Regions from separate parts of the Homo sapiens genome. Here region 1 is linked to region 2. The links are chromatin contacts, found by Hi-C or POLR2A ChIA-PET in ENCODE. All regions are on one chromosome and are shown on one strand. Each heading gives the region's core, a stretch centred on a gene start or an enhancer-like site at or near the end of the contact. The rest is flanking DNA. Distances are from core to core; before and after follow the strand shown.

What was found. Hi-C counts contacts between places; a loop is a spot of excess contacts on that map. ChIA-PET counts read pairs that join two places held with the same protein, here RNA polymerase II (POLR2A). Pooled maps may share reads with other maps.
Region 1: a loop to region 2 is called in a map of PC-3, with 2.5 times the contacts of the local background. The contact joins two enhancer-like sites. A Hi-C loop is called at or near these places in 4 of 168 maps with a recorded cell type or tissue (CD14-positive monocyte, PC-3 and transverse colon) and 2 of 50 pooled maps. POLR2A ChIA-PET finds 5 or more read pairs at or near these places in 3 of 52 experiments (AG04449, AG04450 and IMR-90).

The regions. Positions count from the first base shown.
Region 1 is chr2:69,183,086-69,186,166 of GRCh38, forward strand. All of the region lies in intron 16 of ANTXR1 (ANTXR cell adhesion molecule 1), which reads left to right. Among named protein-coding and RNA genes, the nearest start is that of MIR3126, 81 kb to the left of the region's middle. Within about 2 kb of position 1,371, at least 2 of the 41 ENCODE cell types and tissues checked have a DNase peak (open chromatin) inside an H3K27ac peak, as active enhancers do.
Region 2 is chr2:69,137,975-69,140,841 of GRCh38, forward strand. All of the region lies in intron 12 of ANTXR1 (ANTXR cell adhesion molecule 1), which reads left to right. Among named protein-coding and RNA genes, the nearest start is that of MIR3126, 36 kb to the left of the region's middle. Within about 2 kb of position 1,262, at least 11 of the 41 ENCODE cell types and tissues checked have a DNase peak (open chromatin) inside an H3K27ac peak, as active enhancers do.

The DNA.
Region 1 (3,081 bases), core at 121-2,620, 45 kb after region 2:
ATCTCATAACTTCACTTAGCAGACAATCTACTATCTAAGAAAAATGGCAGCCTTCTCCTTAATGCTAATCTCTACTCCTTTTGCCATAATATAAGCCCATTCCCTTTTATTTGCGCCTCCTGCCAGTGTATCAGGGCCCACCAGCAAATCTCACTGGTCATGGATCTAGGACTCACTCTTTCTGGTTGTAAGCAAATCTTTTTTCTCCACCATCTGTCTTTCCCCCACACCTCCAGATCTTAAAATCCTCTTTGGTTTATTGGGAAGTGTAAACCGTTGGAGGCAGTTAATGTTTCCTAAAGGCCTCTTTTTTATTTTCTATTTATTTATTTTTTGAGACAGGTTCTCACTCTGTCACCCAGGCTGGAGTGCAGTTGTGTGATCTCTGCTCACTGCAACCTCGACCTCCCAGGCTCAAGCCATCCTCCCACCTCAACCCCCAAGTAGCTGGGACTACGGGCACGCACCACCACACCCAGCTAATTTTTGTTTTTTTTTTTTTTTTTTTTTTTTTGAGGGACGGATTTCACTATGTTGCCCAGGCCTGTCTTGCACTCCTGATAAAGCAGTCTGCCCACCTCGGCCTCCCAAAGTGCTAAGATTACAGGCATGGGCCACCATGCCCAGCCTGAAGGCCTCTTTTCTATTCTTCTTGGTCCAAATGGCTTTGAATTCACATGATTCAGTTAACACCTTCAATCTTTAGCCATGCCCATAAACATCTGCACTATGCCACTTGTCAGAGAGCACTGGAAAATTATAGCTGAAAAGACTCTAGACATAATCTGTCCCCACTCTCTGATTTCATACTGAGATAGGCAAAGTCCTTGTTCTGCTGAGGTCTGGAAAACAAGGCCCCCAACTCAGGGCTACAGACTCCAGTTTCAAGCTGCAAACAGAACCGAACCAACTCCAAAGCCTCAAGTCAAAGACTCAATAGAGCCAGCTCCCATCACCATCCATACACATACACACACTCACACACACACACACACACAGCCTTACCCCCCTTCCAATAGCAACAAAGATTATTTTCATCATTCGCTGAGTTAATTTGCTAATTTTGGATCAGGGCTTCTCCAACAAATCAAAAGAAGTACCATTTCAGGCAGTGTAGCGAAACGTTATTGGTGGTTACCTTTCCTCAGCTGAGCTAGCTCAAGCTCACCTGAATTGCCACGCATTTCTATTTTGGTTTGCCATGTTTGAAGCAGTGAGATTCTTTTTTTAGGATAAGCCTGCCCTCTGGGGTAATGGATTGAACTCTGGAAAGATGTGGGCAAAATGCAGCTTGCTTGAATAACAGCTGTTTGCTTCTAATTATTTTCTAATGAAGAACATGCAGTGGCGTGCATGCATGTGCAGACAGGAAGGAGCCAAGCAGATTCTCAGCCATGAAGAAGAAAGGGGATTTTCTGTTATGCCGTTCTCAGGAATCTGTACCTTGTGACTAACGCCACATCTTTGGTTACAGCCAGGTTTTTGTTTCTGTAATCTTGGACACTGAGAGAACATTAATTCTGTTTGAAAACTCCGGTTTCTACTTGAGAGCATAGTCCTCTATTGACTGGCGGTTTAGGACTGAATTTGATGAGATAAATAAGTATATGGGCCAATACGTTTAGAAATCTAAAAACATTCCCAACACCCACTTGGAATTAGTATCAATTCAGTGAGTATTCATTGTGCAGCTACTGTGTGCCAGGCACTGTAGGATGTTGAATATACAGAGGCTTTCAAACCCGGCTGAGTGTCAGAATCACCTGAGAGTGATTTAAAAAATACAGATTCCCAGGCCCAGTGACCCAGAATCTCACAAAAGTCCTCCAAAAGCACACTGGCTCTCAGCATTCGCCCATCTTTTCCTATCAAGTGAAACTCCTTTTGTTCACAATGCCTCCCTTCTCTAATTTCACTTCCAGACTCCCTGAGTGATAGGCCTCTGTTGCCCCAATTATCACTTCATCAGTCCTGACTCTTGAGCTTCTTTTTAGTCTCTGTAGTAAAGCACTGGCTCTCAAAGGTGGTCCCTGGAACAGCAGCATCAGCATCACCCAAGAACTTGTTAGAAATGGACATTCTTCGGCCCCACCTAAGATCTACTAAATCAAAAACGCTGGAAGTGGGGCCCAGCCATCTGGGTTTTAACAAGCTGAGTTAAGAAGTTGTCACCAGCTGGGCGCAGTGGCTCATGCCTGTAATCCCAGCATTTTGGGAGGCCGAGGAGGGTGGATCACAAGGTCAGGAGTTTGAGACCAGCCCCGGCCAACATGGTGAAACCCTGTCTCTACTAAAAATACAAAAATTAGCTGGGCGTGGTTGTGGGTGCCTGTAATCCCAGCTACTCAGGAGGCTGAGGCAGGAGAATCATTTGAACCCAGGAGGCAGAGGTTGCAGTGAGCTGAGACTGTGCCATTGCACTCCAGCCTGGGCAACAGGGCAAGACTCTATCTCAAATAAAAAAAGAAAAAAAAAAAAAAAAGAAGAAGAGTTGTCACCAAAGGTCCCAGCCAGCATTCCATAGGAAGTCCTTGGAGGGCAGGAACTGTGGTGCCTGGATTGTTAAAATAGGCAAAGAGGCCATGATTGCACTGCGGTGATTTTTCAGGCATCTCAGCAAGGAGAGCCACATTAATGTTCACACTGGGTCCATTTTTACCACAAACACAACTGCTGAATTAATGTTAAGTGGTTGGGAATCTGAGTGTCTTAGGAGTCAACTAAAAGGCCAGATGGAAATGACCTAGGATGCCGGTGGACTTGAAGAGCTCCTCGGCAGGACTCCCTCGTTAGGACGTGCAGAGCATGAATCCTCCTTTTGCCTGGTGGAACAGCCAATGCCAATGCTTACTCAGCTCCTTCTACTGTAGAGGAAATGCATACATAGCCGTTGGTGTGATTACTCATGTTTATGAGCCTTCTCTCCACTAGATTTGACCCCCCGCAGGCACCAGCTATGCTTTGAATCCCCAGTAAACAGTGTTGTACCTGGCTCATCCCTTATTAAAGAGCTGAGGCATGAACGGTAATTATGAAACCACTCCCCAGAGCATCCTGCCAGTCAAACCACACAGACCATTT
Region 2 (2,867 bases), core at 12-2,511:
TCAAGAGGCTGAGGCAGGAGAATTGCTAGAACCCGGGAGGCGGAGATTGCAATGAGCCAAGATTGCACCATTGCACTCCAGCCGAGGCGACAACAGCAAGACTCCATCTCAAAAAAAAAAGAAAAAAAAAAAAAGAAAGAAAAAAGAAAAAAAAATTGGTAGAGGGGGGAAGGAGTTGTCAGTGGGAAAGAGAAATGGGAGGAGGAGGAAGAGGAGAGATTTAATAGTTTGGGGAAAAGGACCAAAAAGCAGAGAAAATCTGAGAGGATCTCCTTTCTACCAATGCTAAAATAATTGTCAACTCTTTAAATAGTCCAACATTGGCAAAATCAGTGAGCTAAGTTATCTGAGAATGGGAGATGACCCACCAGGATCATATTGTCCTAGTTGGCAGCTTACAGTCATACTGCACTAAATTACAAGTCACCCCAGAGTCATTACGTGTATTTTCTAATCAGGATAGTATTTGGGACTGACAGGATTTATATTGTTTGCATTCCCAGAAGGCAGTCAAACTCCTCCCTCTGTTCCCTACAGAATGACAAGGTCCCATGAGGGTATATAAACACCTTCCCTTTTGCAAAGCAGCCATCTTCTCACCTATACATTAAGGCACCAAGGAAATGCGAAAGGCAGGGAGTTAATTTATTTCTCCTCGAAAGAAGAGTCAGCCACAAACGATACATAACTAACATTCCTTTGCCATTACTGTGGCTACTGGAACAGACGTTAGTTTAGTCAGTGCCCAAAGCAGTGGGCTTCATGTTTTGTTTCATTTTTTAAAAAAATAAAAAGCACTTGAATAAGTGACAACTGAAATATTACTGAGTTTCTTTTCAACACAACCCAGCATCAGGAAAACTGTTTCATTTGCAGGCTGAGGAAATATGAAAGAGCAATTTTATTTTACCTGCATTGCCCAAATTTATGGACTTAGAATACTTTATAGGTATCTATAAAGCTCAAGATTCTTGAGATTGTATATAAAAGGTGCAAACTCAGCCAAAGTAAATATCTACAAAATGCTCCTTATGATGGAGCTTGACCTGGCAGCCCCAGTTAGCTCCTACCTACTGGCCTTAAAATTTGTGAATGTACTGATCCCTAACAGATAAAAATGTTGAATGGCAATTTTGTATTTCATACATCCTCACTCTAAATAAAATTATGTCCATTTCTACTCTGTGCCTTTGATCACATTTCATTTTCCTTCTGGAATGCCCTCTCTTCTTTCACCTATCCAATTTCACTGTGGCCTTAAGGCCTAGCCCAGTGCTTTCTGGACCTGCCCCAGGATGACTCAGTGGCCTCTGCAAGCCTCCTAACTCCCTCTGCTCTGAGCTCAGGCACTGCACATTGCAGCACCTTTGAGAGTTTAACTGCATTTCACCAGTACGGCTCTCCAGGCAAGCCCTGAGAATCAGTCCTGACTTTGTAATTGGACTCTGACAACCTCTTTCAGGGTTAGAAGTTGATGTCTATCTTTCTATGCCTCCTACTGTTGAGCATGCATTAGAAACTCAATGGGAAATAAGTTCTTGGTTTATTGACACCCTATTACACAGTTTAATGACATTGCTTTAAGGAATTGATCATCATGGTTACCTCTGGTTGATCATGGATGATAGATTCATGGTTGATCATAGATGATAGATGCTCGGGTAGAGCATCTATCTTTTTGAGGCACCACCCAAATTCACCTTTCCAAGTTCGTAATCTAAAGCAACAGCCCATGGTATATTGTAGGTGGTGTTTACTTACCAATAATAGGTAACGGTGATGCCAACTAATACATGAGGGATGATCAATCAGACCAATTGAGCATATACATTAAATAAATGGCTACATTAACGGTAAGTAAACGAATCACTATATTTAGTAAAACAAAAAATGAAAATGAGACACCAGCCTTTCTCTTCCAGTGTCATAATATTTGAGCACTACTAAGTACCTTCTCTGTAATCCTATTTCAACACCCCACTTCCAAGAACTAAAGTACTCCAAGTACTAACAAGCTACATCTTGTCTGGATTATTCTCTGAAAACTGGTTTTGATTAACAAGCTCCATGCATTTTATGGAGAGAAAGGGAAGTGCTGAATGAATCCAAAATTTACTTTAATCACCTTCACCATCGTAAGTAACATGAAATGTCATGACTGGGTCAGGGTGACAAGAGTACCACAAGAGTACTTATCACCTTCTGTGATAAGAGCCTCAAAGCTTGAGTTTGTGGGAGTATGTCATCAATCTTCCCCTTAACTGCATATTAATGATGGCTTATCTCAGTCCTTCTGGTATTATTCATATAAGGCATAAAGTAATAAGATTTATAGCAAACTAGGATTTATACATCCATATGATTTCTGCTCCTTCAACGGATTTGCTTTGGAAAACCATATGCTTTCTCCAACAACGCTGTCACTATTCCAAATATATTCTGCACTCTTGCTTTGAAATGGTCATAACTTTAAAGCCACAATATTTGAACATCCTCAGTAGGGGATTAGGGGAATATCATCATCATTTGATTTCTAAAACCCCAAAAGCTGTAGGAACCAGTTCTGGTGAATGATGGATTATCAAGCTCAGAACTTTCATGAATGCTTTCATGAAAAGCAAAGCATGACTAAGAGATTATAAGATTTTCTTTTGGGGGCCTATAAACTGACTTTAGAAAGAGTCCCAAGGGAGGTGTTTCAGAATTGCTTTGGGCAATGGCTGTATCACTGGAGGTAGTCTCCAATCTCCAAAGCCACTAGTTTGGAGATAATTAGATTCATTTGGATGTGGGAATTCAGTTATGTTCACTACATGAACAGCCTCATTGCTTTATAGCCATGCTTTTTAGAAAGAGTTCCACAAAGG